Regions from separate parts of the Homo sapiens genome. Here region 2 is linked to region 1. A link is an interaction called in ENCODE POLR2A ChIA-PET data of the cell type or tissue named here. Cell type or tissue: MCF 10A. All regions are shown on one strand. Each heading gives the region's core, and the rest is flanking DNA. Links, peaks and the distances in the headings are about the cores only. Region 1 holds the start of LOC102723480 (a long non-coding RNA gene). Region 2 has its middle 76 kb from the start of BCAR3.

Region 1 (16,236 bases), core at 3,249-11,248:
AGAGTTATTAATTAGCTCCAGGCACTGTGGTGCATGCCTGTAGTACCAGCTACTCGGGAGGCTGAGGTAGAGGATCACTTCAGCCAGGAACTTGAGGCTATAGTATGCTATGATTGTGCCTGTGCATAGCCACTGCACTCCAGCCTGGGCAATACAGTGAGCCCCATTACAAAAAAAAAGTTAATAATTAGCAATGATAACAATTACGATAACATTAGCTGTACTTGGTTTAGAAGTAACTACATGCCAACTACTATGCTAAGTGCTTTACAAGCTTTAAGCCATTAATCGATACTTGCCCCATTTCACAAATGAGAAAAGTGACTTTACCAATTAAGAAACTTACTCAAGTTCAAATGAGATTTAAATGGCAGAACCAAAGCTAACCCCAGGTCTGTCTGACCCCTGCTGCTTGGCAGAGTGGAGGAGAATTATCAAAGGTCTTCAGTCAGAGTGCCTGAGTAACTGCCTGGCTTGGCAACAGATGTCAAAGCTGGAGAACAGCTCCCTTTGGCTGGAGGGACAAACTCAGTTTTAGAAACGCTGAGCATTTTTCAAAGCTCATTCTTGTCCATGACCACTCTTGCTATAGTGTCTTTGTGAGTCAAAGAGGGTAGTATCCCTATTTTACTGGTGAGAAGACTCAGGTACCACAAACTAAATAACCAGATGTTCTATTCCCTAGGAAACCTTCCCTGACACCCAGCATAGGTCAGGTTCCCCAGTTAAATGTGCCTTACAGCACCCTCTCCTTCCTGGAATTTGTCACAGCCAGTAATTATTCATTTCCGTTATTGCTGTTGAATACCTGTTGCTCTATAGACTCTAAGATCTATATCTGGTTTTGCCTTTGTTTTGTTCTTAGTTTGGGGCCTGGCACTCAGTACTTATTGAATGAATGAACTCCTTTGGCTTTTCACCTTTATATTACATCATAAATCTCCCCATAGGCTAAATAAATATAATCCCCTGGATGTTGGTCATGCTATAAACAATTTTAGAATTCAAACTTCTTCAAGTCCACAACCAGGCTTCATCTAAACATTTATTTTATTTTTATTTTTATTTATATATTTCTTTTTGAGATGGAGTCTCGCTCTGTCACCCAGGCTGGAGTGCAGTAGCATGATCTCAGCTAACTGCAAACTCCGTCTCTTGGGTTCAAACGATTCTCCCGCCTTAGCCTCCCAAGTAGCTGGGACTACAGGTGTGCGCCACAATGCCAGGCTAATTTTTGTATTTTTGTAGAGACGGGATTTCGCCATGTTGGCCAGGCTGGTCTTGAACTCCTGACCTCAAATGATCCACCCACCCCAGCCTCCCAAAGTGCTGAGATTACAGGCGTGAGCCATCACACCCAGCCACACTTAAATTTTTAAATATTGCAACCCTGGGTTCCTTTGCCCAAGAGACACATGAACAGACAACATAACAATGACTTCTGAGCAGCACAAAAGCCTTTGTCAGGGAGCACTCAACCTGGAGTTGATCCCTTCCTGCCACAAAGTAATTGGTTGAGTCCCATCCCGTAACAGCACTAATTAACAGGCAGCTGGGGTAGGCATTAGATGAAATGCACTTTAACAAAGAACAATCCCTAAAGTTCTTGCTTTGCCAAGCCCTAACAGTAACAGGTAAGGAATAACAAGTGCTTAAGCTATCACCAAGGAAGATCAATCAGAAAAGCTGAACTTGAACAACTGCAGAAAGAAAGATAGAGAATTCCCTGAAGTTAATATATCATAACTACTGATACAAAGAGCTGGCAACACTGATATGGACCAGAAAGGCAAAATTCTGCAATATTTTCAGAAGTCTTACCCTCTAGGTGCCTGCCCCTGAAGAGCTAGCCATGAACTTGGTGTCCAGTCTACTAGGCAGGGAAGTCAACTCAGCTTCCAAAAGGCCTGTGTGATAGCTGCATACTTACTATCACGTTGGCCAGAGAAATCATTGTCTGAGGACTATGGCTTACTAAACCTCAGTAAATACTATTGAATAAATAGTGACAGAGTGAAGAAAAGATGAACTTCTTGACAACATAGGCTCATTTTCTATGCAAAGTACACCTCAACCTGATTGTCTATATTTGAACCACCCATTTCAAGACTTACTCTTATCACCGGACTCTGGAGCCTGTTTCCCATTTACATCCTCAGTCTAATTACTAGCTTTTTTTTTTCACTAATTATCTTCTTAATTCAACAATTCAAAGAAATACACCAAAACGTCTCTGGATAGGAATTCCAGATGATTTAATTTCCTCATTTACACAGCTTTCCTTTCCAGTTTTTCCTTACAGTAAGCGTGTGTGTGTCTGTGTATATATATATGTATGTTTTTTTTTACATTACTTATTTATTTATTTTTGAGACAAAGTCTCACTCTGTTGGCCAGGCTGGAGTGCGGTGGAGCCATGACAGCTCACTGCAGCCTCCATCTTCTGGGTTCAAGCAACTCTCCTGCCTCAGCCTCCCTAGTAGCTGGGATTACAGGCGTGTGCCACCACACCTGGCTAAGGTTTTTTTGTTTGTTTTTGTTTGTTTGTTTGTTTGTTTGTTTTTTGTATTTTTAGTAGAGACAGGGTTTCACCACGTTGGCCAGGCTGCTCTCAAACTCCTGACCTCAGGTGATCTGCCCACCTTGGCCTCCCAAAGTGCTGGGATTACAAGTGTGAGCCACCATGCCTGGCCAGCATATATTATTTTTATCATGTAAAATGTTACTTAAAAACAAATTCAAAAACATATTTTAAAAATATAAACAAAGTTTTAAAAATTCATTGAGCATCTACCATATGGAAAGCATCACTAGCCCTGGGAGGTATGAAAGTGATCACATTACCAGGACTTTCATCCTAGCAGGGAACATGGCATGGATCTGGAGTGAGAGAAGGATGAGCTGCAGCAGAGCTCCCAGTGCTGTGGGAACGCAGAGAAGGGAGAGATTAAAAGTGCTGGGGGCTGGGCGTGGTGGCTCATGCCTGTAATCCCAGCACTTTGGGAGGTTGAGGCCAGTGGATCACCTGAGGTCAGAGGTTCGAGACCAGCCTGGCCAACATGGTGAAATCTGCCTCTACTAAAAATACAAAAATTAGTGCTCACTTTGGCAGCACATATACTAAAAAAAATATAAAAATTAGCCGGGTGTGGTGGCACGCGTCTGTAGTCCCAGCTACTCAGGAGGCTAAGGCAGGAGAATCACCTGAACCTGGGAGACGGAGGTAGCAGTGAGCCGAGATCGCACCATTGCACTCTAGCCTAGCAAACAAGAGCAAAACTACATCTCAAAAAAAAAAAAAAAGTGCTGGGGACAGACTGTTGATGCTGGTGATGCCCATAAAAATAAAGAAGAGGGAGGAGTTGTAGGGGGGCAGGGAGCTTGATTATGGAAATGAAGAGAGAGGAAACAAATGTATGTAAAACCTAGTGGCGATGGCCACCTGACTGCCTTCTTGAGTTATGACCGGAAAGGGCTCAGTTTAGATGCTTCAGGCTACCCTGGGGTTGGGGGTGGGTGGTGATGATGAGCTGTGCTGCCTTGTTCTAGCGCAGGAGGAATGCAGATGGTTGAGGGAAATGCAGGGAACAGAAAGCATTTATGCTTCACCAACTCCCCTATACAGAAGGAGCCAGACTGACAGAAAAACCTGACTTGCTTGGATGTACCAACTCAGTCTCTGAGAGCAAAGTCAGCCTTCCAGGGGTTCACTTTCCTGTACATACTAAGATAAACATCCTAAAATGCTCATGGCAGCATCATTTACAGATAATCTGTAGAGGAATTATTTAATTATAGCACATCTATACCTGGCATGCACTCTGCAGCTGATAAGAATGAGGTAATTCCATAGGTACCGATAGGCAGCTGTGAAACGTTAGGTGAAAAATACAAGTTGCCCTTTTCATGTGAAAATAACAGACTTCTGTAATTGTGTGCATTTGTGTGGGATTATGTACAAATGTCTTGAAGAATTTCCTCCCATCAAACCGAGAAGTGAAGCTGACTGGTGAGCACAAAGGGATGCTCCTTTTCTTTCATGTTATTCTAAACTGACTTTTTTCTGATTATCACTAATTACTTTTATTTTGTTTTATAATTTACACAGTGCTTACTATGTGCCTGGTACTGTTCTAAGAACCCTACATACATTAACTCATTTGATTTTGACAATAATCTTATAAGGTGGCACTGTTCTTTTCCCCTTTTACAGATGAGGACATGGTCCTTGCCCAGGTCATATAGCAATATGTAAAGGAGCTGAGCTCTGAACCCAGGCCATCTAGTTCAGACTTTGTGCTCTTAATCACTAGGGTTCAGTGCCTCAAAAAGACTAAATAAACAAATAGCACTGCTTTTAGAATCAGACACATCTGCATTTGAATCCCAGATTTTGCAAGTTAGCTGTGCAATTCCTAGCAACTGTCTGAATTCTAGATCAGTTTCCCCATATGTAAGATGAGGATAATAGTTACATACCTCATGATGCTGTTGTGAAAATTACAAAAAATATGTTTAGTGCCAGGCACTTAGTGAGCACTTGATAAATGTAGACTATTTTGACTATCGAGATTAAACTACTAGGCCTTTAATGTATATTCGTTTTCTAGGCCATTTTCTTGACTGGCTGCCTGACATTATTGGGTGCTTCAAGGGTGAGTGGAAAGGGGGAACTTGGGAAAAAGGGGGAATCTGACTGAAAAAGTAGAAAATGCTAAATTAACACTTCTGTTTCACAGTTTTGCCTAAACCGAGTCCAATTAAACCATTAAGATGAATAATATGTGTATGAGTTTTAGAGTCATTCTGGGGTAAAATATCACTATACTCAGGAGGAGAATATGGAGCCTCAGGGATTGCCCAAGGCCACTGAGCAAATTACATAGCAGAGCCAGGACTGAAGGTGAGACATTCTAATTCCACATCCCATCCTCTTTCCACAACACCCACTGCCTGAGCCAGTGTGGGGCTATCAGGGTTGGGAAGTGGTGACTTCAGCCTCTCAGAAGGAAAGCATTATAGAAATGATAGTGGTAATGGTCCCACTGGGGAACAGCCTCCCATTACTTCACAGGCTGCTGTTGCTGAGTGGGAAAAATGGTCTCCCCTGCACTTCAGAGCTAAATCGAAGCAGGGGCAAGTATGACAGACACACCCCTTCCCTGTGGGGTACACACAGCCTGGGGTCAGATTACTGTCCCTTTCTCTCGGCTGTTTAAGGTGCTTATTTTTACAGGAGTTATCATTCTACAAAGCAGGACACAATCCACCCTGCAAGAGACAGGCGGCCTTGGCAGGCAGGTGGTTGCCAGTGGGTGGTGGGAGGGGCCAGATTAGAGCCTTGGTCCTTGCTCCCAGCTCAGCAGCCTCCTGCTTGTGCCTGTTCCTTCCTCATTTTCCACCCAGGAGCAGAAGGGGCAGGCAGAGCCCAGGAAGGAATGTGCATCTGTGAGGCTCTGACCAGCAGCCCATTTTTCAGGCTCAGTCAATCCCTGCAAAGTAAGGGTCATTATCCCATTTTCCAGGAAAAAAAAAATGCAAATGGAAATGGACAGGAAAGACCAAGAGTTCTCAGCCTTTTTTCTAATAAGACATGAATATGTACAATTCACTCCCACGTGAGTGGCAGGGGTGTACGATCCCACACCATTCTCTTTCACTCAAGAGACCTTTTGCTGCTAAAATGTGGACAACTCTTAAAGCTGGACTTGGTTACACTATTCTCTCTACTTTTGCATATGGTTGAAAAATGCCATGATGAAAAGTTAAATAATGTTTCTAAAATTCCTTTGGAATGCAAGTGAGTGAAAGTGGTGCTATGATAAAGACAATCTAGGGTTGGCCAGTTTGATTTTTAAATAAGTGATTTATAACTGACACTGCATCATTAGGAATGAAGTGCTCGCCGCACAGCTCGGCATCCAGTGCAAGAGCAGCTGGCACAGCAAGCTGGAGGGCTGCAAGAGGCTGTCAGTTTGGCCCTTTCCTCTCTGGTTCCTTCCTCACAGGAACCCCCCTCCCCAGTGCACACACAGCTGCTGTGGGGCACTGCTTTTGCCTCCTCTTGTGTGGTAACCATTTGGAACTGCTTTTAATGGTGCTGTCGACAGTACTGAGGTTTCCAAATGGTAAGAATAATTTCCAGATAGTAACACAGTCAAGCATAAGGAGACACACAAGAATTGGCCTAGGTGTCTGCAAAGAGGGAGAGAGCACCAAAGGTTCTGATGGGGGAAACACAAACTAAATATGAATCATAAAAGCTATGCTTACCAGCCCAGGGCTAAGAACTTTGTGTGCATCATCTGAGTTAATCCTTTCAGCAACCTAGAGAGGTGGGGGTTATTAAGCCCTTTTTATAGACGAGAAAATGAAAGCACAAAAAGGCAGAGTAACCAGCCAAGTTCACAGAGCTGGGATGTGGAGCTCCCTAAACTGGCCTCCCTGACTCCACTGCCCACTTCATCTCCCAGTGTGAACCCTTGTTCCTCAGAGTGAGTGGGAGAGTTTGGGGTTGATTGCTTGAGCGTGGTGTGGAATGGCACAGTGAATCTTAAGAGAAGCAAGCAAGCTGGGTTAGGTAAACTTAGCCCAGTGCCTGGCACTTGCTAGGCATTCCATAGATATTTGAGATTTGGACTTTTGAACAGAGTTTCAGACATAGGGTCAGAGTGTGTGGGGGTCTCAAGCAGGTCAGGAACCACAGTCAAGCCTCTACATACACTTGAATTTTCCCCATGGCAGGAACCCACATTGAAGGTTCACAGGTGTGTCCTAGCGCCGTCCTGGGGCTGTGGAGCAGCTGCCTCTCCAGTGCCCGGGGTTTGCCATAAATGCCGAATCTCAGCCCCACCCTAAGGCACTGACTCAGAACCCACATTTTAACAAGCCTCCCAGTGACCTGTGTGAGAGGCACTGCTCCAACTCAACAACCCTCCTGCAAGGGAGCAAGCCAGCAGTCATCCTTCTACCCAGTACAGGGGAAATTTCTTTTTCCTGTACTAGGCTTAGGGAATAGCACTTTGGGGGGCTAACCCCTGGTGCTGCCCTAACCTCTTCCTCACAAAACCTTTCATACAGCTGTGAGAGGCAAACTTCTCAGTTGTCAGCATTTCCAGGAAGAAAGAACCCCTTGAGTGATCTCCATGTGACCTCGTCTGTCTCAGGTTCATGAACATGAAGGTGAGAGCAGCTCTTCCTCACAGCATGACCAGGCAGTGACAAACACGCCACATGGAAGGAAATGAGTGAACAATCCTCGCATATTCTGAAGTGAGTCATTGGCCTTTCTTGTGGACTGGGTACTGGATGATTAAATTTCTGGTTTCTGTTTCTTATTTCAGAATATATTGATGATGAACACATAGCGTCCCCCAAAGTGCAAGGTGCTGGGGACAACAGATCAGGTGGTCCTTTAAAACACTTTATACAAAAATAATATTATACTGTTACCACCTTGGTAACACAGTAAAAATAGAGGACAGGTAAGATGCCTCTGTAAACACGGACTGCTGTGATTTTGGTGACTAGTAGGGGGCAGAAACTCGAAAGTAGCTCCAGGGACGCTCACCTCTTGTGCTCCTATCCCACTGTCCATCTCCCATCTGCTCTGGGCTCTCAGTGTGGAGTGGAGCTGATAGTGGTCTCCACCACCAAGGCTCTGCCTCTTGCTTGAGCCCCTGAGCACCTACTCTTGGCACTCTGTGTGCTTTGCCCACTTAATCCTCACGACAGCTCTTTGAGGCAGGTATTATTATCCCTATTTTATAGATGAGGAGATTGAGGTGCAAAGAGAGGCTAAGTTGCCCAAGGTTGCATGTCTAAAAAGTATCAGAGGATGAGAATACAGATCTGACCAGGATTCTAAAGCCCACGTCATTCCCTCCACACCTGGTAGCTTCAGCCTTGCCCAGCTCCTGGTGGAACTTCCGGTAAGGGATGCTCACAGAGCACAGGGTGGGGAGCTCCCCTGGCACGTGGAAATCACATCACACTGTTGGCTGGCAACTCCACTTCCATGTCAATCTGGTGCCAGCTCCGGGATCCTGAAATGCCCTGCATGAATCATCAAGGGACAAAAAGAGGAGACTTTCCAGGGACTGACGCCCTCCCAGCCACCGTGGGATCCCGGCTACTGTGACTGAGCCCAGTCATGACTCCAGAGTGCTTCACATCACATCATTCTTTCTCAGCATCCAAAATGTGAGTCCTCTGGGCATGAATTCTCTCCTCCACTCCACTCTCCATGGCTCTCCTGGTCCCTTCCTCTTTCTTCTCCCTACCCCTTTCTTTTCCAAACCTCTCATCCATTCTTCTCTATAGTCCCCTTCTCCATACTTGGAGGCCTATGCCTTCTTAATATCAACCTTCTCCAACTTTCCTGATCATTAAAGTCACCTGATCATCAGAATCATGCACATCCCCTGGCTCCTGTCCCAGAGGTCTGAATTGGAGAGATCCAAGTGAGACCTGGCAGCCAATGTTTAACAAGAGCCCATGTGTCCTTATGATCAAACACATTTGGGAGACCCCAAACCACACTCCTCCTGTTGTAATCCACCAAACACTGTTCCTAATTCACCCTGGAAATGGCTGGGGTCCTCAAAGCCACCCACTCCTGTCCTGTGACAGCACCTCCAATGCTCCAGCCTCAAAGTAAAATGACCTCCCAACTCTGATCACCTTCACCTGTGCTCCACCTCAGCCTACACTCTGGCCCACCTGGGCCTTGTTATTCCCTGGGACTGCTCCTCCCCTGACATCGTCAGGCCAATAGCCTCTTTCTGCCCACATTCCCCTCGCCCTCCCACATTCCTGTTCCCTGGCACCTGGCCCTTGAGCATAATCCTGTCATGCATCGACATCATTCTGGTCTATCAGGCCCCTCCTGGGCTTCCTTCTTCCTTCCCTGCCCACCCATGGTTAATCACATGAGCCAGTTTGTTGTCAGTCTGGACCCATATCCTTCTGTTGTACTTACTCAGGAACGCTCAGATTAATTCATTCCATCTTCTCTGAAATCTTCAGAGAAACCCCACAACCCTGCAGGCCCACCCCATCACAAATCTAGGGTAAGCTCAACTTCATCTAGAATTAGAGCCCATGAGGCCATCAGGCTCCAACTCCCACTCCTTTTCCCCCTACAATGGAACTGACATCACTGTCAACCTCTCCACCTGTCTCTTCACTGTCTCACTCCTGTGGTTCAGTAGAAACCCACCCAGTATGTTCTTGCTGCCATCCATCCCATTCCCATCCCACTCTATCATCACCCTCTTTCTCTCTATCTTTAATGCCTCCCTCTCAGCTGGCTGTTCCAGCTCAGCCAGTTAAGCTGCTCAAGTTTCCCTTGCCCTGAACAGCTTGCTCAATTTTATGCCCCTATCTACCATCTTTATCCAATCTCCTGTCTTCCTTTCACTGAAGGCTCTGTAATTCTCTGCAGTCAGGCCTGCCTCAGCCCCTCCTCTGAAATTGCGCTCCCTGAGGTTGATAATGACTTCTTCAGTGTATGATCCTGTGGACAGGATTCAGAACTTGTGTTACTTGGCTTTTCTGCTATATTTGACATTGTTGACTGCTTCCTCTTTTGTGAATCTTTCAGCTCTTGTGACCTCTGAGACACCGTTTTCTCCTGACTCTTTTGCTACCTCTCTGACAGTTTCCAGCCTGTCTTTCTGTGTGTCCTCTTTCCCCAACCACCTTGAAAATGGGCATATCCAGGTCCTGCACTTGGTCTACTCTGCCTGGTTATCACACATACTTCCACAGTATAATGCAACCTGCTACTGCTTCTCTCTTTTTTTTTTTTTCTTGAGACAGGATCTTGCTTTGTCGCCCAGGCTGGAGTGCAGTGGCAAAATCAAAGCTCATTGTAGCCTTGACCTCCCATGCTCAAGCAGCCTCAGCCTCCCGAGTAGTTGGAATTACAGGCATGAGCCACTGTGCCCAGCTCTGCCTCTTTAGCTTAGTTTTCACATCCAAATGGTTTGCTAAATGTTGATTATGGGACAGACGGTTTAAAATTTGCACACTCCACAGCCAGCTTCCTCTTCTCTTGAATTCCCACATATTAGGATGGCATCTCCATCCAGCTATTGCCCAAGCTGGAACCCTGGGAACCACCCTGGGTCCCAGTCTCTCTCCATTTCTACCCGCACACAAATAACACACAGCCAATCTCTCACCAAGGCCTGGGGACTTTATCCCTAAGGAATCCTCAAAGTCATGCCCTCCTCTCCTTCCCCCACCACCACTCTGGCCCAGGGTCCCTTCCTCTCTCGCCTGGACTCTCCATTGCTTCCCAGCTGGTCTCCCTCCCTCCCATCCTGCCCTTCTCCATTCTGTCTTCCATGCAGGCCCCAGAGTGATGTTTCTGAAAGGCAAGCTTGATCCATCCCTCTACCACTTAAAGCCCTTCAAGAGCTTCTTGCCACCCATAAGTGGAAATTCAAATTCCTCAGGATGCTTCCCCTGAACTCACCCTTTATTTGGTGCCTCCAAGCCATTGCTCCTACAGTTTCTTTCATTCTCTATCTAACCAACTCCCATCCCTTGCCCAGGCATCGTGTCCCCAGCAACTTCTCTTTTGGCTCTGGGTTGGCACTTCTCAAGCGTGTTCCTGTGTTACTTTCCACTTACCAGATTATATGGTAAATCCAGCTATTAGCTGTGGAGAGAAAGTTTGAAGACTGTTTTAAGGTGTTACAGCCTCCTCCAGCCCTGATTGATACTCAGTGACTGGGAGCTGGCGTCTCCGTGCACCCACAAATGTGTCTGAAGCCAGCCCTCCTCTCCTCCCTTAGCCTCTCACAGTGAAGCAGCAGGACCACCCAGGTACAGCGCACCTCGAGCTCTGCCCCTCAAAGGGAGTGGCCTCTCCTGGCTATTGGCAAAGCTACCAGAAACTTGGCTTCAGACCATTCACATCTAAACAGGTGGTCCAGATATTCTGGCAGGGATGTGCATGTGAGTTTAAAAGGGGGAGAGATGGAATCATAAAATGCCATGTTTTCAGACTACCCTAAACCCTAAGGGCTTAGGCTGTTCCTATTTGTGTAACCCAGTTGTGAGGGGATAGTCCAGCTGGGAGGGAGGGCGTAGCCCACTTACCTGCCCACCTCAGGCATCCTGAGATGCCAGAGCAGGCACCCAGGACGCTGTTTATAAGACAGCCTACATGCCCTGCTGGGAGGAAAGTGAAGAGGCCGAGATTGATGCCAGAGGCCCCAGGACTTGGGGACGCACTCTCTTGAACAGTCTTGGGGGCACTGCCATCAGCCTTGGATAGGTGGGGGATTCTCACTACTATAGGAGATGGGGAGACCTTCACCTGGGCCTGATGTGCTGAATGATGCCAGAGAGAATACTATACAATTGGACTCTGTGGCATCCTTCAAGTGTCCTCTGACCCAGCCCTGGAATGGGTCACAAGCCCCTTTAAAGAGAGGGCTAGGCCGGGCGTGGTGACTCAAGCCTGTAATCCCAGCACTTTGGGAGGCCGAGACGACGGATCACCTGGGGTCAGGAGTTCGACACCAGCCTGACCAACATGGCGAAACCCCATCTCTACTAAAAACACAAAATTAGCCAGGCATGGTGGCGCATGCCTGTAATCCCAGCTACTCGGGAGGCTAAGGCAGGAGAATCGCTTGAACCCAGGAGGCAGAGGTTGTCGTGAGCCGAGATCGTGCCATTGCACTCCAGCCTAGGCAACAAGAGCAAAACTCTGTCTCAAAACAAAAACAAAAACAAAAAAACAAAACAAAGAGAGGGCTAGAAAAGCTGGCACATCCAGGCTACCTTCTGTGTCCTACTGAAAGCCAGCTCTGCTCACAGGAAGGGCTACGGCGGAGGCAGGAGAAGCAAGTTCAGAGGAGGCAGCAGCGGAAGCAGGATGGCCAGTCCTGACCACTGAAGCAGAGCATGGGAAGCAGGACAAGGCAGCTCAGCCAAGGGGGCAACTGGGGGCTGAAATCTAGCCTATGCACCTGTATCACAAGCTGTGTGTCCTGGCGCAGGACTGCATTTGCTGGGGAAAGGGGAGCCTATTTCTAATCTGCAAAAAGGTACCATTTTGGATTGTCACAACCTTGACAGATAAGACACTGGTAGCAGCCATGAGAAAGTTTAGGAGAACATAAAAGGAACCCAGGATCTGGTGATAGATGACAAGGGCTTTGGGATCCCCAAGGACCTTACTGGGTGGGGGCTTAGAATTTCAGCCCATTGAGATGCTTCCCAGGCCTGTGACTGTGCCCTACTCCTCCTTTAACCCCTTCAGGACCATCCCACTCACTCCAAGCCTACCCCAACCACGAGGCCTCCGTGGCCAGAGGAGAGAAGGCAATATACTCATGACTGTGGCCCTGGCCACCTAAACTCCAACAACCCATTCCTGAGTGGGGTGGAGGATACTTGATAAAGAGAGGTGTCCTTAGTCTGCCCTGTGACTGCCACTGTGCTCAGCCTTTAGCATCAACCTTCGCTGCTAAGTCAAGTCTGTGGCCAATCTGTCTGTGGCCTAATGTCAGGTGAAAGGGGGCTGTTGAGTTTTCTCCTTTTGTTTCATTCGTATTTATAGCTTTACCTTAACAGCATCCACTACTGACGACAGCCCACAGGTTCTAACCTGCCCAGGAGCTTCTAGGAAGATTATAGCCTTGTTCTGAAAGCTAACAGCACACAACACAAGGGAATCGTGCCTCCTGCTTTTTTGGCTTGGTACAGAAGGTGGACAGGCAAGTGGAGCACCCTCTTAGGCATAGACAGGGAGGGGATGCAGCGCAGGGGACCTAGCTTTTCTGAACCCCTGCTTTCTGCTGTACATATATGTTCATATTTAATTCTCCAACAACCCTGTAAAACAAGTATCATTATCTCCATTTTACAGATGAAGGAACTGAACCTCAGAGAGAAGAGATAACCCTGGTCGGCCAGTAAACTGTAGAGATCCAATTTGAATTCTCCCCTCTGTCTGGCTCCGACACATGGGGTTTTCTTAACTCACACTGTGTCACCTGCAGAGTGTTTCCCTTCGGGGGAGAGAAACCCAAAATAGTGAAAACGAACAGAAAAAGTTTGAAGAGTTCTGCTTCGGCACTTGAAGCCAATCTCCCTACAGTCTTCTTCCTGTTCATGCTTCCAAGATGCTATCAGGGAGGCTGGGCGCTGGGGACATTTACACTCCTTGCCTCCCCAACCCCAACCTCGAGGATTTCTGTAGGGGTGAAATCACCTCATTAAAGCTGTACCTTGTTGCGGGGGCGGGGGTGGATGGGCAGAAGAACTCATGAGGTGATCATATACCGGCCTCAGTGATTCTCTCCTCCTCCCGGCCCCATGTCTTGTTTTTAAACTCCAGCAAGGAAGAATCTTCTTTCCCTCCAGCCAGCCTTTCAACCCACTGCTCAAACAAAGCATTTTCTCTCAGAGGATGATTGCCAAGACCCACAGTTTAGTTCATGTGGGAGTGGAGAGGGGCCATAAATAATAATAGCCAAGTTTACTGAGTGCTTATTATGTAATAGCCAAGCACTGTTCCAGAGACATTACATATAGACCCATTTCACACACACAGGTGCACACACACACACACACATACACACAGTACAAATGAGGAAACAGACCCAGAGAGGTTGCCCGCCATTTGCCAGCTCTTATGAAGGGACTTGGACAGCCTGGCTCCCAGATGCTGCCCTGCCTCTCAAAGATCATCTCCCCTGGCTACCCCACCCCATTTTACAGGTAAGGCAATGAGCCCAGGGAGGTGAGGGACTTGCCTGGCCAGTCAAGGGCAGAGCTAGTCAAGTTGTCAGATCTTCTGACCAAAAAACCCAAGGCTTTTTCCTCCACCCTGGGGGCTCAGCACACCCAAGACTCCAGGAGTATGCCAATTGCACTTCACCCAGTTCAAAGTTTAGATCCCCCCTAATGCTTTAAACTAGAAAATTCTTTTTTTTTCTTTTGAGACAGGGTCTAGCCTTGTTGCCCACGTTGGAGTGCAGTGGTGTAATCTTGGCTCACTGCAGCCTCCTCCTCCTGAGCTCAAGCCATCCTCCCACCTCAGCCTCCTGAGTAGCTGGGACCACAGGGGCACACCCCTACACCTGGCTAATTTTTATAATTTTGTAGAGATAGTCTCAAACTCCTGAGCTCAAGAGATCTGCCTGCCTCAGCCTTTCAAAGTGCTAGGATTACAGGCATGAGCCACTGCGCCTGGCCTAGGAAATCCTTAAATGCCTATTTATTTGGACATGCCACTGGCAGACATCTGCACTGTACCTGAGCATCCCCGATGGGCTCATAGAATGCTAACTATAGCTTCCACCTATAGGTTAAACAGAGATTCTGCCCCTCTCCCCTCCTTGGCAGATGGATACAAACAGAAGCCAGGAGGAACAGCAGCACCTCACACATCTAGTAGCACTCCGGCAACGACTCTGAATACTCCCTGCAAGGCCGGCAAATATTTTGATAATCTTTCCCCTACAGGATTCTCCTGTGGAGAACAAATGGACACAGTCGGGAGCTGTCTTTCAGCGGAATTCCACAGGAAGAAACATTTCATCAGTGGAGAGGGTTTTGACTCAGGCCTTTTGGGGAGGGAAGCAGATTGCTCTGAGCTACTGCGGAGGGTAGGCTCTGCCCACAGGCGTCTGCCGTCCCCTCAGGACCTAGCGCAGGGCAGGCATGTGGGCACCCTCAGCGGACCTCACCAGGTGGGAGGCAGATGGTGTGCTGTTAAAAGCACAGCCTTCGGGGCAGCCAAACCTGGGTTTTGAGCAGTGGCTCTGCTGCTTGAAGCTGTGTGACCTTGGGCAAATTCCTTCACCTCTCTGCTCCTGTTTCCCCACTGTAAAATGGGCGTAATGAGAATATTTGCCTCTTGGACTGGCCCTTGAGAATTAGACCCAATGATGTCAAAGGAGCATGGAGCACAGGGCCTGCCACACGCAGGCACTGAATAACCACAGCGGTCATCGTGAGGTCCCCACTTGCCTTGAAGGGAGCTGTGTGGCTGAGTTCTCCGCTGTCACTGGTTCCCTTATTGAGCTTGCCTTAGGGGGCCCAAGGCCTCCTTCCAACCCAAAACGTGCCTTCGAGAGGGGCAGAGACCGGCCACCCCACGTGTCTTCCATTGGAATGGAAGTCAGGGTTCACCAGGCTGGGGGAGGGCATTGATGCCCTCATGTGCATCGGTCTGTTGGGCCCTGAGAAAAGCCCTAAAGATGCCTGGCAGGGGACATCTCTTCACAATGACATATTATTATTTTGAAAAAGATGAAGCCGAATTAGCAAGCATTTATAAAAAGTGGAAACAAAATGAAGCCACTGGGACAAAAGAGACACTGCACAGACCAACCACCGTGTGTGATGAGGGGCTGGGCAGGCCCACAGGGGCCTGTTTTATGTGGTGGCCCTCTTTGTCCCCACTCTGCCTGCTTCCCAGGCCTGCCCCTGGGCCTCTCTCCAAGGATGATTCTGTCTCCATTTTTGGTATCTACAGGCCTTGTGGGACTGGGAGGACTGAACTGGGCCCAGCATTCTCCAGGTGACTCACCAGGCAGGCCATGCAGAAAAGCCACTTCCTGCATCCCTGAGTGGCCAGTCATCCTCCTGGTACCTGCCTTAAGAACATGTGAGCCACCCTCAGGGGCAGGGTGGGACTGGGCTGTGCTCCAGGCATGGGCACCACATAGAGAAGGGCTGAGTGAGTGTAGTGGAAGAACCCAGGCCATCCAGGAGCCTGTGGCTTGGGGTGGGGTTGGGGGTGGACACAGTGTTCCTGGTGCTTTCTCCACAAAAGAAACCTCACCTTCCTAAAGCTATCGATCCACCCACTGGCGCTGTGGCAATGAAATTCTCACGGGGGAAAGTCTCAGGGCCAGCATACCTACCCCTGCACACTTCATGCCCCCAAGCACAGCACGCCATTGCAGCAGGCCCCTTCCTGAAGCTGCGCCCCCATGAATACGCCCTGTACCCATTCTGAGAATCAGGTCTGATATTATGGGAAGAAAATGTGTGCCTAGGCATGGCGGGGAGGGGCAAGTTAGGCAGGTCAGGAGGGAGAGTTTTGACAAGAAATCCAAGCACATGGGCCACAGAGGAGTCTTAAAAACAACCTCAGCCCAACTGTCTCCTGACTGTTCCCCCAACTTATCAGCTCAGGCCCAGGTCAGAGGAGGTCCAGGCTGGCCTGGCACAGCAAGTTGAGCCTGGTTCCCAGACCCT
Region 2 (16,236 bases), core at 3,227-11,226, 64 kb after region 1:
CAGGACTGCCTCCTTCAGCAAGGAACGGAAAACCACTGCATTTCAGGCACCAGCGAGGGCATCTTGTATAAACTCTTCATCTTGTAGCTCAGGGGAATGAAGTGGCAGCCTTTCCGAGGCTGTTTCCACATCTGCAAAATGGGATTTTGCTACCTGTCCTGCTCACCACTCAAAGGCACTGTGAGGATCAAGTGAATGTGCTTTTGAAACTGTAAACATTCTGTGAGCATAAGGCATTATTATTTTCTATAGTCACTATGACGGTTTTAAAATTCTTTAACAGTCTTCCCATCCAGAGCTGCCTTCTCTTTGAATACAGACAGCTGACCTTAGAGACTCACTTACAACCAACAGAATGCCACAACTTTCTGAGGCTAGGTCAGAAAAGGTGATTCTGCTTCTGCCTGCCTGGTTCTCTTGGGACACTTGCTCTGGGAGAAACCAGGCACTGTGTTAGAAGTCTAACTACCCTGAGACCACCACGCTGTGGGGAAGCCACACAGGGAGGCCACGTGTAGGCCCTCTGGCTAGCAGTCCTAACCAACAAGGCCCTCCCAGGTCAGGCTCAAGACATGTGAGTGAATGAGCTTTGAGGTGATTCCAGGTTCCAACAGTCAAGATACCCTGGATCTTTACCCTTCCCAGATGATGCCCCAGATATCGTGGAGCAGTGATGAGTCCTCTTTGCTGTGCCATTTCTGAATTTCTGACCCGCAGAATCCATAAGCTTGATAAAAAATAGTTGGGGTTTTTCTGCCACTAAATTTGTGCTGTGTGTGATGCAGCCATCGTAATCAGAACAGTCACACTGGGTAACAATGACCATGGTAACCAAGAAACACCACCAAACGCCCGGCACACCGGCAAGCCCTGCACACTCACCTCCCTTCATCCTGACCAGAACTCAGGGAGGAAGTCATCATTTTCCCTTCACACAGTGAGGAAACTGAAGACCAAGGGGCTAACAACTTCAGTTCCATGGGGAGGAAGTGGCAGAGCTGGGGCTGATACCTCGGCTTGGCTTAACTGCAAAGCCCACCCCTAAGCTGCAGCTGACTCCTCCCATGCAGTGGGTGACAGGAAGACTGTCAACATAAACCTCTGGACTTCCACTCTGACGGCCTTTCCCTTATGCCCTCATCTATTTGGTTCCCCTGGTTCCTCTCTTTTCCCACTTGCTACCTACAATACCCTTTTTTCAAGAAAGGAATGAAGCCTCTGCATTTTCTGACCTGGGTAACTTTATACCTGGTACCAAGCTGGCCTGGTATCACCAGAGAGGTTTCCAGACTATGGCAGCAATCCTGCCATGCCTCGGGCTCAAACAGCCATGTAACTTCACCTCAGAAGCCCTGCTTTGCCTCATAAACCTTGGCCAAGCCCATCGGACCTAGTTTTCTTCTAAACTGCAGGGAGAAAATATCAAATAATTCACAGAGCAACTCATTTACACATTCCAGTCTCCAAACATGCTGTATCACCCCTTTCCTCTTGGCCCCCAGAGCCATTAGCACACTTGTGACAAATTATCTAGAAGATTCCCCACATGCTGGTGCTCTCAGCCAGCCCCACAGGCTGGCAGCCTCCAGACTGCTCCAACACAAGGGCGTGTGGCTGGGGCTGCTGCCCTGGCAAGGCCTCCCCAGCCTGGCGGGGAACAGCCATGCCAGCTTTGGCTCTGGTATCTGTGGATGCCCTGGGTTACAGATCCGCCCACATGACCCAGATAGACGCATGTGATTTTGAATGTCTTTAGGAACACAGCTGAGAATGCATCTCTTTGCTGTGCACTTGAAGGTTTGCTTTGGCTTTTCACATTTATTCCCTGGGCAGTACCACCTACACACTCATTTCATCCAGCTCTCACCCACCCAAACCTCAGACACTTCTTGCTGGCAAGAGGCCACCCTCTTCAAAGGCAGGCATGAAAGAAGCTGGGCACTTACTCCTCCACTTAAAACTGTCACTACCACAGAGTGTGAAGGGAGCTGGTTTGTCCTACATTGAAATCTCCTGTAGAGGCCATTTCTGGTCTCTTGTCATGACTGTGATGCTCCTAAAAGGGCTATGACTACCCAACTAGCCCCTCTGCATTAGGAATGGCCCCAGAGCTCATGGGTAGGGAGCTGTGAGGTTTCTCCTTCCCAGGCTAGGGCCAATTCAAGTCAGCAATGAGCATCTACCTGGGCATTGGAAATACTAAGATGCATAAAACAAATTCCTGCCCCCACCCACGGCTGCAGACATTTGTCCTCAATCTTGACTTTCAGTTGTGCCATCACATGTCAATCGGTTGTGAAGTAATTTGTTATCAATAATAGGAAGTACCAAAGGTTTGAAATAGGAGTGCATTCAAAATAAGAATGAGCAAAGAGTGGATTCATGGGTATGCATACGGTATCATTGCTCTCATTTGCATTTGGACGCACTTTCTTTGATGAAGGAAAAAGTGTTGGAGAGGGGTGATCTGAGCTCTGTGACATTTGTGAGTGTTGTCTGTGAGCCCAGTGAAGGCAGGACGTTGGCTTGATCCACACATGGCCACACTCCATAGCTCTAACAAAGAGAGTGCCTCCTTCACCATTTCTCATAGAGAAGGGACTAAGCTTGACTTCTGTCTTTCAAGAAAACAGAAAAAGCAGTCGAAACTGTTGCCTTTTGACTCTGGCAAGATTTGTTTGTTGTTTGTTTAGGAAGAGAAGAGTACACTGGTTATAGCTATGGCAGTATTTTTTATTACTGCAGGCTTCACCTCTCTATTTGATATCTCACAGATGGCCCGTGATGAATCATGTGACGCACAGTGCTAAGTTAATCTCTCTAATGATATTAATGCTATTTACTTGTATTGTGCTTTAAAATTACAGTTTAAATGTGAACACTTTTGCATTCATTGACTCAGGTTCAACTTTAAGAACCTTTGAAGTAAGTCTTGTCTCTACCTACTGTGAAGAAATAACCTCAGAGAGGTCTTGCTCAAAGTCTATAGCAGGTGAATGATACAGCTGCGATTCAAATCCAGATCATGTGTTTCCAAGCGGTGTTTTTGTATTCCACTCAAGCTGTGTTGCACCCAACTTCATAACAGTGAAGAATAAAGATGCAGCTACACTTTCAACGTTGACATCTCAAGGAAATGTGGCCAGTTTCATATTGTTGGATGGGATGTCTCGCTGGCTTAGAGAAGCCTATCTCTTGGTAGTGGAGACACATCAACCTCTCTCTCCTCGGTCTGTCTTCTTGACTTTGTCTAGTGAGGCAGCCATTCTGCAGAATTTCATCTGCTTTAGGTATGCAGACCCTGCACTGCATGCGCGCATATGCACGCGGGTACACACACACACACACACACACACACACACACACACACACACACACACGGGACTAGGACTATTCCAGACTTGGCAGGGGGACTTTAATGGGGAGCTCAACCCACTGACTGCCTGAGAGCCCAGAAGTGTCATTTCTGACTATCTAAAGACCAGAGCATCTACTTGCTGCCATGGTTGGCTGCTGGGCTGGTTTTGGGGTTCTTTTGCATTACGGGCTTATGGGTACTTTAATGTGACTTAAATCACAGGAAATCTTGCAGAGAAGAGCAGATAAGAAATGCTCCCACAACCTTGCTCCCTTCCCCCAACACACATGTACACGTACACATACACACACACACACACACACACACATGCACCCTTCTGCACACCTACAGCAGGCACTGGCTCTGTGACTAAGATGCTCCTCCCAGGGAGTCACCTTTGGCAGGTGCCTGGACTGTGACATGGGCCACTGAACTGCTCATCATTCGTCTTTCAAAGCCAAGGACTTTTCACTCCTCAGCAAAGTATTTCTCAATCAAAATGCTTATTGAACTTAAAACTGAATGGCCATCTAAAGGTTGGGACTAGCACTCCCACAGTCGAAGAAATGAAACTTTTGGCTTTGCTGATGCTGAGTCTTGGCTCAAGGTTCTGAGGCTGGATGAAATTCTGCCCTGTACTTGCAAACATTTGCAGAACTGCTCAGTCAGCCTTCCGGGAAAACCATGCCCACATCCTACTGGATTCCTCTAGCTTTGGTGTTGTCAACACAGAGATCACTGAGAGTTTAACTCCAAATCGCAGGCCTCCATTGTTCCCTGAACACAAAGGGCAAGAGAGAGAGTAATCAGATAACAAATGATGAAATTATGGTTTTTAGTGGAAATACCTTCCATTTCTACAGCACTTCATCTTTTTGGAGAGCTTGCATAATATGGTTTGACCCACAAAACATATCTCAGAGGTGAAATTGAGCCAGACTTACTTTTTTATCTCCATTGTGCAGATGAAGAATCAGAAATATATACAGTCAATGATGACTCACATATATGACAGTGGTCCCATAAGATTATAATGGAGCTGAAAAATTCCTGTTGTCTAGTGATGTCATAGCTGTGGTAACATCGCAGTGCAGTGCATTCCTCACATGTTTGTGGTGATGCTGGTGTAAACAAACATATTGCACTGCCAGTCATAGAGAAGCCTAGCACATACAATTATGTAGAGTACTCCATAATTGATGATAATAAATGACTATGATACTTGTTTATGTGTTTATTATACTATAATTTTATGTTATTTTAGAGTGTACCCCTACTAAAAAAAAGTTAACTGTAAAACAGCCTCAGGCAGTTGCTTCAGGAGGTATTCCAGAAGAAGGTACTGTTATCCTAGGAGAGGACAGCTCCATGTATGTTGCCCCTGAAGACCTTCCAGTGGGACAAGATGTGGAGGTGAAACACAGTGATGCTGATCATCCTGACCCTGCCTAGGCTGAGGCTAATCGTGTGTGCTTGTGTCTTAGTTTTTAACAAAACAAAAAACTTAAAAACTAAAAATATTAAGTAAAAAATTTTAAAAATAGAAAAAAGCTTAACAAATATGAATATAAAGAAAATATTTTTGCATAGCTGTATAACATGTTTGTGTGTTGTGTTATGAAAGAATCAAAAAAGTTAAAAAAATAAAACATTTATAAAGTTAAAAAGTTAATGTATTATTGAAGAAAGAAAAATAAAGTTTTAAAATAAATTTAGTGTAGCCTGAGTGTACAGTGTTTATAAAGTCCTCAGTAGTGCACAGTAATGTCCTAGGCCTTCACATTCACTCACCACTCACTCACTGACTCACCCAGAACAACTTCCAGTCCTGCAAGCTCCATTCATGGTAAGTGCCCTATACAGGTGTACCATTTTAAATCTTTATATTGTAGCTCTACTGTATCTTTTCTATGTTCAGACATGTTTAGATACACAAATACTTAGCATTCTGATGCAGTTGCCTACAGTATTCAGTACAGTAACATGCTGTAAAGGTTTGTAGCCTAGGAACAATAGGCTATAGTCTATAGCAGAGGTATGCAGCAGGTTATACCATCTAGGTTTGTGTAAGTGCACTTTATGATGTTTGCACAATGATAAAATCACCTAATAATGCATTTTTCCAAATGTATCCCCATCATTAAGCTACACACGACTATATATAAAAAGATATAGAGTGAAGAGGTATGTGTGTGTTGTACGTGTGCGTGTGCATGTGTGTGCGTGCATGCAAAAGGGAGGAAACATTTAATCACTTAAAATTATCTAAGATAATATCTAATGACAGGGACTTTTGTATCATTTAAATTTTTTGTTGTGTCCCATCTCGAGGTTATCTGGAGTCACACTGACTCCAGGGCTCAAGCCAAACAGAGTGGAAATTCCCACAGCAGGAGCCAGCTTGCTACTGAAGTTCACCTGCTCTTGACAAGTAAGAGTGGGGAGAATACGTCCCCAGTTTCATGGGCTTTGTGGCTCTCCTGTCTAGAGCCTCTGACAATTTCAGTGAATTGTGGAGAACTGCCAATAGCACAGACAAAATGCACAGAACTGATAAGCAGGATTTGAGAGTGATCTATAACCTAAAAGAACCAAATTAAGCTGCTCTTTAATTGCATGCAGTGGTCTAGAATTGTTTTCTTTCCCCCTTGTGTGTTAGTGCCCTTGGTGGCTTGGGTTCCCCTTCTCTTAGAAAACAATGGTTGGCCCAGGGTCACCCAAAGGCTGTTATTGGAGTGTTCACTCTTAACCCCTTCCCAAGCCATTCTATCTCTGTAATACCACTCCCTGGTCTAATAATCAACACCCCACCACCCTGAAGTCGTCCAGAACCCTCCTTTGCATGGGACACGAATGGCTGGTGCTTCATGCCAGGAACCACCCTGGTGACTAACCGAAGAGCCCAGCACCACTTTATGTTATACAAGTTCTTGTAAATTTTGCATTTCATTTCTCCTATTCTCTGGGATCTCTTAAAAGGTGGGGGAAAAGCTGATAAAGCAAGTCAGTATATGTGCTAATTTTCCAATTCCAATTAAAATGGTTATAAAACATTTTTAAAAATTACTTTTGAACAAAAACCTTAACAGAAACTGAAAGGGCCTTGGTTAGTTCCTAAGAGGCAATATTCCATTTGGAAAGAAGTGTGTCTGTGCCCACTGTCCATGCTCCATAAGGAACACTCCAGGGAATGCCCAGGTGCAGCCTCTGGGAAGGGTTAGAGTGATTTTTGGCATCAACAGCACTCAGAGAGTCTCATGGCTTTGATGACTAGTCCCTGGCATTCCTATGGCTGCTGTGCCAAGTGCTATGTAATGGTTATCCCCAAATGTGGGGGTGCCTGGCCTTACAAAATTTACACTCTAGGCTTCTAGAGTTGCCTGGAATGGAAAAGGCAGAGATGCTGAGCTGGACTGGCCTCTTTGGAGTTAGGGAGGGGTGGGGAGGACCTGCAGGCATGTCCCCTGACTAGCTGCAGTTCCAGTTCAGCTCCCACAGTAGGAAAGTCTCTGCCGGTTGGGGTCTGTTCTGGGTCTGATGGGCAGGTTAGTGTGTTTTAGCCTCTGGAATCCATGTTGAGGTGCAAAGAGGAAGACCTTTACTCCTGTCTTCTGTTATAGTGAGGAGTGGTCTTCCAAAAGGGGCACACAATCATGGGGCCTGGGGGCTGAAGCCCGGCCAAAGAAGTTGGGCCAGGCCTACCTGATGACCTCTCTCCTCCACACCACTCTTCTCCCACAGAGGAGTGGAGCAGACAGCAGCTCCCCCCATTTTCTCTTTTCTCTGATGTCCACTTTGCGTTCACATCTCACTCCACTGAGACAGCTGCTGGGAAGTCTCGCTGCACCAATTCCGAGGCCAACTTTCAAGGGAGAGAAGCAATGACTGGGAGGGAAGTTTGCCTAGGCAACAAGGAGTAAGATCATTTTGCAATATGTGTTGGGTTAACTGTTGTATAAATAGTTGACCCTTCAGCGAGCATCACGACTCCTCTGCACTTCATTTTTTCTCCTCTTCCTTCAATTGGGAAAAGGCAATCCTGCATGGGTTGCAGAGGGCTAGGCAGGCATCCTCCAGAGTCAACTCTTCCTCCTCTGGGTCATTCATTCATCACCCTCCCAATCTCTTGGGTGTACAGTCTCCAGGCATTGCTTCTCCCACCACACAGCTTCCTTGCTGGTGTGAGAGTAGCCTGCAGAATGCACATGCTGGCCTCTGTGCTGGCAGCCTCTTGCCCATTATTTCTAAGTGCCATGGGTCAGGTTGTCTGGGAAACAGACTTTGAGAAGGAAATTTACATGCAAATGTGCTCTTGGGAACAATACCCATGAGGGAGAGAAAGGAGGCTCGGACACAAGGTTGAGTAGTGCAAAATCGTACTAGAGGCCTCAACTGATCTCACGGGGAGCTCTGAAGCCAAGTTGGCCCTTCAGAGATATCTTGAATGGAGGGAAAGGAGGAGCCCTTGGTACTGCTGCATCGTCCACTTGTGCCTGGGGCATGTAACTTTTGGGAGGCAGCTCCCACTGGCTGAAGGCAACTCCCAGGGAAGGACCGACCCATCAGCAGGCAGCACTCCCGAAGTCAGGAGGACTAGTGTCTTGGTTCATAAGGGAGATGAGGGCAGCCTGCCTAGCATTTGTACCTGTCAGAGACCAGAGAAAGAGGAGTATAAAGCTGCGGCCTCTGGTCTGCACTGCTCTAGGTCAACGCCTTGGCCTGATCCATCAGGATACAGGGCCAGGGGAGGACAAAGAAGAGTTTCCAGGGAGCCCTGCCAGTGGCTGGAAAAGAACAAGTGTCAGCTGGAAGCTGCAGGGCAGACCCAGTGTGAAGAAGAACTGGCTGCCATCTTGTAGATGGAGCCCAGACGACCAGCTTAAGCCTAACAGGAGAGTTCCAGTGCAGACAAAGAGTTGGTCTGGAAAACACCCCTAATCGGGAGCCAGTTCTATGATGGTCTAAATCTATGACACTTTCACTAGATTCTCAAAGGTGATTACAACCTTACTCTGCTTTGCACTTCCTAGTGTATGTCATTTTTAAAGCATAGCAGACTCATAGGCACTGGGTGAGGAGAATAGCTGAGAAATGTTCTTGGGAACTGAGAAATACTGACCAAAGCTAGGAGTGATGTCTGCCTATCAGCGTTCACCAAGTCACTTTATCAGGTCCAGTGTGGTTCTCTGCTCTGTGTTCACCCCCTGGGTATCACTGCCACCTATCTTTATTTTTCTATTGCATTTGGGAGGAGGGACAGTGGGTGGCAACTGAGGAGAGGCTGTTAGAGAACCGAATAGGAGAAAAGTCCAGCTGTCTGCACTGTGAACCTTTCTCAGGCCATCAGGGGGCTGGTTGGCCAGATGCCAGGGAATGGTGGAAGGTTCTGGGCCTGCATTTCCTAGCCAAGAGCATTCAGTGTATAACTCTTAGCACCCTGTTATCCCTCTCCCAACACTATTGTGCAAAATTAGGTATAACCCCAGCCAGTCATTATCCCCAAACTAACCTCACAAGCATACATCACAGGCTGATGCAACCCACATCCTGCGGCACAGTTAGCCGGCCCCTGACAACAATGTTTAAAGTGTGGCCAAGGGTGAAATATTGCCTCACTGGTCTGAAAAGGCTTTTGCCACCAACAAAAAACCATTATGATAACAGGAAGGCGCCGAAAGCTAAGCATAGTATAGACAGGAAAGATCTCTCTTTCTCTACCCTTCACAAAAAAGAGAGAGGTTTTTAACCCTCCAGTGTCCGGCTAATTTCCTAAGTAACACTGGCCAAGGGTAACTGCAGCACCACACTGAGCTGGGCATTCAGGAGGGGCAGGAGTAGTTCTTGGCTGGAAGGCTGTCTGCCAGACAGCACCAGAGGTGGCACCTGGCTGTGTTACCAAGCGGCCTCTATGGGTGCTAGGGGAAGGAGTGTGTGGAGCAGAGAGTACCATTGGGGCCTCACAAGCAATTTTTGCTTTTTAAGTTTCCTGTTTTTTCTTCATTTTCATGCCAACTGCATCAATCAAACATTTAAATAACCAAATGACAAATGTTGCTGGAAAGCCCACTAGGTACCTGTCAAGCACCACACTAAATGATTCAGGGGAGAGAAGGAACACACCTGCCCTTGCGTTATTTGGAAGAAGATAATACACATAAGAAAGAGAAAATGATAGCCTGATGAGCTGCCATGAGCACACCAGAAAGCCACACAGGAGGTGCTGCTGAGGTCCAGGGCTGGAACAGACCAGTGGCTCATTTTTCCTTTTAGGTCCCACTGTCTACCATGGTCCACGTGGACCATCAGCCACATGCCTTGCCCCTCGCTGGTCTCAAAGGTGGCATGAAATGGAAATATGGTCAATCAGAGATCTCCATTCCTTGGGCCACAGTGAAAGGTCCAGGGATAAACTGGACCTATCCAGTGAGTGGGTCAGTAGGTCAGGGAAAGCTTGCTGGAGGAAGGGTAACTTACGTAAACTAGGTGTGAAAGCAGGAACAGGATTCAGATAAAAAAGCAGGTGTTCCAGGCAGAGACCCAGCAAGTGCCTGGCATACAAAAGGCCATGGTGAATGAATGAATAAATGTGGCCCACAGGAAAAAAAAAAGGCATTTCTGGAGTTTTCGGGCTAACCATTCAGAGAGGTCATCTAAGAGACAAATAGGGGAAGGGAGGGTTGAAAAGAAAGATTAGAATCAAAGGAAGTCTTGCACTAGGAATTAAGGTATTTGACTTTGATCTTTCATGATTTTCAGTGGGGACTCAGCAATAATCCAGCTTATAAGGCGATAAAGGTCTGACTTCGGGTGAGACTCAATGAGAAGTGGGGAGCAGGAGGGTGTCTTCCAGGTATAAAGCATGATGAAGCATGGTAGCAGGTGCTTTACTCACTCCAGTTAGGATGGAAAGGAAGGGACAGATATGAGAGACATTATGGAGACTAATAAAATAAAGATAAATTTGAGAAATCAAATTTGGATGCTGTTGTGGTTGCATTAGATTTAGTTGCAAATGGTAAAAACCTATATAAATTAGCTTAAAAAAAAAAAGAAGAAGGAATGTATTAGCCATGTCACTAGGAAGTGTAAGGAAACTTCTTGCTGCAGGCACAGCTCCACTCATGGCCAGGCTCCTTCTGTGGGCAGGCAAGTGTTCTAGGCAGCCCCAGACTCATCTCCCAGCAAACATAGGTGAGCTTTCCCATGACCTCTGGTAGAAAGGTCCCAGGAGAGACTCTGATTGGCCAGGCCTTGGTCAGGAGTTCATCCCTGGACCTATCACTGTGGCCCAAGGAATAGAGGTCTCTGATTGGCCAGATTTCCATTTCATGGCACCTTTGAGGCCAGAGAGGAGCAAGGCATGTGACTGATGGTCCACATGGACCATGGTAGACAGTGGGAACTAAAAGGAAATATAAGCCACTCCTGTTGGAAGAAGTGAGATGGGACAGCATGTAGGACACTCAGAAATGATAACTACTGTGGTTTTATGCTGGGGCCATTAACACAAATATGGAAAGCAGGAACTTAGGGTCAAGGAGATGATTTTAGGCATGTGGAGTAGAATCCTGCTGGGACAGAGCTGGTGGCAGGAGTCTGCCCCCTGTAGAGACACAAGGCTGAGATGACGGGGGTGTGGAACCTCCACTCCCTAGAACACTAAATCTCCAAAGCAGTTTCCACCTATTTCTGCTGACCCCAACGTCCTGAGCCAGTTTTGTCTTTAAAAAGTTGGAACCAGTGAACACAACCAGTGTAGAACTGCTCAGAGAGGAGGTCTGGCCTCCTGAGGCTGAAGCTCCAACCCTGCTTCTGAAATTCACCCACCCCTTCCCCACTGAGATTAATACCTAACACCTTAGTAGGTGCCATCCTATCACCAAAGGACACTCCAGCTCAGGCAAGGACCACCCTGGACCTGCTGAAACCACAGGCTGGTCTTTGGTTGAAGTCTTTTCTTTGTTTTCACCATGAGAGCAGGCGTAAGTGGTGACCCAGAAAGGCTTGGAGACAGATGAATTACCTTGAGAGCACCTAGCCCTGCAGTTACTGTGTGCCCTCAGCCATCCCAGCTGGGGCAGCCACGGCAAACCCCCGAGCTCAAGCCAGCCAAGCCAGCATGAATGTGGTCTTCTAATGTTTCACTTTCATGGGTAATCTGAACATCCCCAGGCCACCTTCCTGTGGATCCTGTTTAATTCCAAAGAAATTCAATAACACAAAGATCGTGTTCTTACCCCACTTGCCTACATGCCCATGAGCCAGTCCATTGATTACATCAATAGCATCCTCCCTGCTATTCCTGTCCCCTTCCGGTTTTCTCTCATTGATATCCTCACCCAAGAAGCCACTTGAGGGTACCATACTGCTGTCTGGGCTCTCAGGGTTTATGATAAGAGCACCAGCATGCAGGCCCACAGTGCTGACTTCCTGCAAGAGTTGGGATCATGGTTTTCTCCCTGACTCTGTGCCACACCTTGTCACCAGGGTCCCACAGAAGCAGAATATGTGCTCTAAGTATCACAAAGTACCTCATGAAAATAGCTCTTTAAACTTTTTCCTTCAAGCTCTCTCTCCATAGGGGCTGAAGACAGCAGCACCAGGGACCAGGCTGAAGACAGACACATCTCACTCCTCCATTGTCCTTCTCTCACTTTCATGATGCACAGTTAACAAGCAAGAGATCTTTCCACCTCCTTTGCTAAGAAATGAAAGCCTCCATGCACATCAACTCATGCTAACAGACCCCTGAAGGGTCACTGTCCCCAGCTCTGCTCTGTGCACCATCCACATACAGAAAGACAAAACTGTCAAGCAAGGCTCCCCATCATGGTGACCATAGAATTGGGTCAGAACTCAGAACCATTCTGCTGAGAGCTCGTGTACACCCAGTGGCAGTAGCAGTGGATGCAGACAAGTTAGCAAGGGCAGCAGGAGGACATGTGCTGATGGCCACACCTGGCTAAGACCCAGAGCCAGGCAAAGGCAGGCCAGGCCACAGAGGGACCTGACGTGCTACGGACTCATGCTTCTCTGCTGAAATGACACCCTTCACCCCGAACCCAATCATTGTCACGTCCTACCACATATTCCATCCCCAACCCCAATACTCTCTGAAAAACCCTTGTTCTCCTCCCATATTGCTTCCTCCTCCCTCTTCTCTGCAAAGATGGCCCTTCAAACCCCAGCCTGATCCCAACCTCTTTCCCAAAGCCTCTTCTAAGTTGCCTCACCCACTCTCTCTCTCTCCCTCCTGAATCATAGTCAATTAATCTCCCAGTCCCCTCCATTCCACCTCAAGCTCCTTCAAATCTCCTCTCTTCTCTCCACCTTAGCTTAGGCTCCCCCATCTCTTGTCAAATGACCACTCCTTGCCTGTTCTTCCTGCTTTCTCTCTTGCCCCTTTCAATCTATTCTCTACACTGTGGGGTTCATTCCAAAAGACAAATACAATCATGTCATGATCTACATAAACTCTTCTACAATAGCCAACACTGTTTTTCTATTTTGTTTTGTTTTTTGAGACAGGGTCTTGCTTGTTACAAGTGTGGTAGCATGAACACAGCTCACTGTAACCTCAAACTCCCAGGCTCAGGCAATCCTCCCACCTCAGCCTCCAGAGTAGCTAGGATTACAGGTGCACGTCACCACACATGGCTAATTTTTAAATGTTTTTTAGAGTTGGGGTCTCACCATGTTGCCCAGGCTGGTCTTGAACTGCTTGCCTCACGTGATCCTCCTGCCTCGGCCTCCCAAAGTGCTGGGATTATAGACATGAGCATTGCAGCCAGCCTGCTAACACTTACTGTTGAATGCCTACTGCATGCTAGGCTCTGTTCTAAGTGCTTACATGCAAAATGTGTTGAAATCTCACAATAACCTCATGAAGTAGGCATTATTTCTCCCATTTCATAAAGGAGAACACTGAGGCCAAGAAAGGTTAAGTAACCTGGCTAAGGTCATACAACTAGTGACAGAGCCAGAATTTGAACTCAAGCCTCCAGGCTTTAAATTCCTCACTCTCGAGCAATGCACAGTAATTATACTGCTTCTCAGTTGTTCTCCAGTCTTCTTAGCTCATTTTTCTGGCTCCTGCCCACCTCTCTCTCCAGACTCATCCATTTTCACTTGCCCACATGCAGCTTTGCTCCCTCTTCCACCCCACTGGTGTGCCAGTAAATATTTAACATTGGCTTTCTGGAACATAAAGGCCTGACTTGCAGCATTTGCCAACCTCCATGGTGTAAATGCTACCACTATGGCCGATTTCAAGCTATGAATATGATGTCACTGAATGCAGAGTTGGGAAGAGATGCGCACAATCAGTCTGTGAGCTGAGCTGGCAGGAGCTGGCTCCAGCACACCACTGATGGGATCCAGCTCTGTCACCCTCCATGACTCCACTTGTCAAGGATGGACTACCTTGGACCTCACACACCCCTCCACCTGATCACACATAGATCCGGAAAGTGCTGTTGAAAGCCCACATTTATTTCTTGTCCACCACTGGAAATCTTAAGGCAGAACTGAAGGCTGCTGTCATTTCCAGACAGGCCCCTGTCTCCTGCTTGCCACAGCAGATTTGACTCATCACAGCCCCTGCCCTCCTCCACCAGAACACCCCACGCTGCTGCCTGGGTCTGTGTGTCTGCGCTTCTCAATCCTCCCACACTTCCAGGGGGCCCATCTCTTCTCATTCCTTCCTGTGATGATGTTTCTGGAATATGGATGTCCCATAGGCCCCTCCCATTCAGCCATTCTTAGGCCTCCTTCATCCTCTTTCTCCATAGACCCAACCCTTCCTCCATGTCCCAGTCTCTGACACCGCCATTCATCGCATCAGCCAAGCTAGGAACATGGGCATGATCTGAGACCTCCCTCCCCTCTCCCACCCCAGCCCAGGCACCAAGCCCTACAGAGTCTACCCTTGTGATATCTGTGGCCTCCATCTCCTGCCTCTCACAGTCACATCTCTGCTGCGGCTATCACCACTCTCTTCCTGAATTGCTGCCACAGTCTTCCACCTATGTGCCTCTGCTCAGGCCCATCCCCACATCGCTACCAGGAGACCTGGCTCCCCATGACACCAAGCCTGCCCCTCCTGCCTCTCTCCTCAGTGCCTAGGGTGCCCAGAGTCCTTGCCTCTCACCCGGGCTTCCACACCTACCTGGGTTCTTCAGTGTGGGGGACCTGGTCAGAATGCTTCCTCTCTTCAATTTTGGTATCTAGCTCTCCTTTGGGCTCTGTATATGCCCCTGATTGAGCACTTCTGCCTCCTAAGTGGGAGTCTGGGTCCAGAGGTTTCCTCTTGCCCGGTCTACCCCAGGCCACATCCACAGTCCTAGGGGAAGGTGTCCGCCCCACTGTAGCACACATGTTTGCATCTCCTGTTCAAGTGGGACCTCGCTCTTACGCCAGGCAGCCCTAAGGATTGAGCTCCCCTGCTCAGAGGTCAGAGGATATCCCCAAGGTCAGGATGAGCTTCAGTGGACATCCCGGGGGCTACTCCTAGGGGAGGTGGCTAAAGGTGGGCATAGCTCATAGCTAGGACCCTGTATTTTCCTCCCAACTCCTAATTAAGGACCAAGTGGTTTACCCAAAAAAAGTACTTGCTTTCCCTTTGTGTGTCTCCAGTGCTGTGTACAATAACCACTCCTACTAGGTGTGGCTTGAGAATAACATTTTCTTAATAAATATTTAATGTGGTGTTACCATAGAAACCACACTCACCATATAAGAATGGTCAGTTTTCACAGCCTCACAATCAAATGTTAATATTAATACTACCTACTGAGACTACAGCACATTTCCCTGGTCTTGGTTATTCTGAATCTTGTGGGACCTGGGGCCATCTCTAGGATCACCAGTCAGCATCTCTTTTCTTTAAACTACTCTACTGAGATATGATTGACAGGTAGAAAACTGGACATAGTTAATGTATACAACCTGATGACTCTGTAGATACCACCTGTGAAACCATCGACACCATTCACCAAGGCCATCCATCACCTCTCAAAGTTTCCTCCCACTCCCTTTATTATTATTATCATTATTTTTGTGTGTGTGGTAAGAACACTTAACATAAGGTCTACCTTCTTAGCAATTTTTTTTTTTTTTTAGAGAGAGTCTTGCTGTCACACAGGCTGGAGTGCAGTGGCACAATCTTGGCTCACTGCAACCTCCGCCTCCCAGGTTCAAGCGATTCTCCTGCCTCAGCCTCCTGAGTAGCTGGGACTATAGGCGCCCACCACCATGCCCGGCTAATTTTTGTATTTTTAGTAGAGATGGGGTTTCACCATATTGACTGGGCTGGTCTCAAACTCCTGACCTTGTGATCCACCCACCTCGGCCTCCCTAAGTGCTGAGATTACAGGCATAAGCCACCGCTCCTGGCCTGCAAATTTTAAGTATATAATATAGCATTCAAAGCTACAGGCACTATGGTGTATAGTAGATCTCCAGAACTTATTTGTCTTGTGTAACGGAAACTTTGTACCCTTTGACCATCATCTCCCCTTTCCCCTTCTGCCAATCGCTGGCAACCACCATGCTACTCTGCTTCCATGAGTTTGACCAACATCTTTAAATGCAGTACCAGGTCACAGAGATGTGTGGGATAGTCAGTTTACAGAACAACCCTGTGGAGAGAGTTTCCTCAGAGGAAACCACATTGGTGACCCCTCCTAACTCATCCAGAGCCACCTGAGCCAGTGAATTAAAAGCTCTTTGTAGAGAAGTGATGACTTGGGACAAATGCATTAGGTAACACTAAGTGTGCATGTGTTTGGGGTAAAGTGTTGGAGGACTGTGCTGGGCAGTCTTGGAGATGGTGCTGACCATGACTGAGCTACCAGGGTCCTTCCTCCAGACTGAGAAGC

Evidence for each region. Peaks named below come from ENCODE experiments on the same cell type or tissue, not always from the same donor. Only the 100,000 strongest peaks of a DNase experiment are listed, where the experiment ranks them.
Region 2: POLR2A ChIA-PET joins it to region 1 with 15 read pairs; 8 of 35 experiments call an interaction of 5 or more read pairs at or near these places.

Annotation. Positions count from the first base shown.
Region 1 is chr1:93,686,244-93,702,479 of GRCh38, forward strand. It overlaps LOC102723480 (a long non-coding RNA gene), which reads left to right and starts at 6,908. Exons shown (of 4, transcript XR_947602.3): 1 at 6,908-7,272; 2 at 7,771-7,931; 3 at 8,036-8,202; 4 at 12,893-16,236. It also overlaps a transcript of BCAR3 not described here. RefSeq lists enhancers at 6,756-7,955, 6,965-7,134, 14,903-16,102, 15,326-16,236. In MCF 10A, for the core only: no CTCF peak of the experiment used is centred there; DNase peaks (open chromatin) are centred at 6,868, 7,228 and 8,008.
Region 2 is chr1:93,750,212-93,766,447 of GRCh38, forward strand. It overlaps a transcript of BCAR3 not described here. Among named protein-coding and RNA genes, the nearest start is that of BCAR3, 76 kb to the left of the region's middle. RefSeq lists an enhancer at 3,882-4,176. In MCF 10A, for the core only: no CTCF peak of the experiment used is centred there; DNase peaks (open chromatin) are centred at 4,430, 6,630 and 8,910.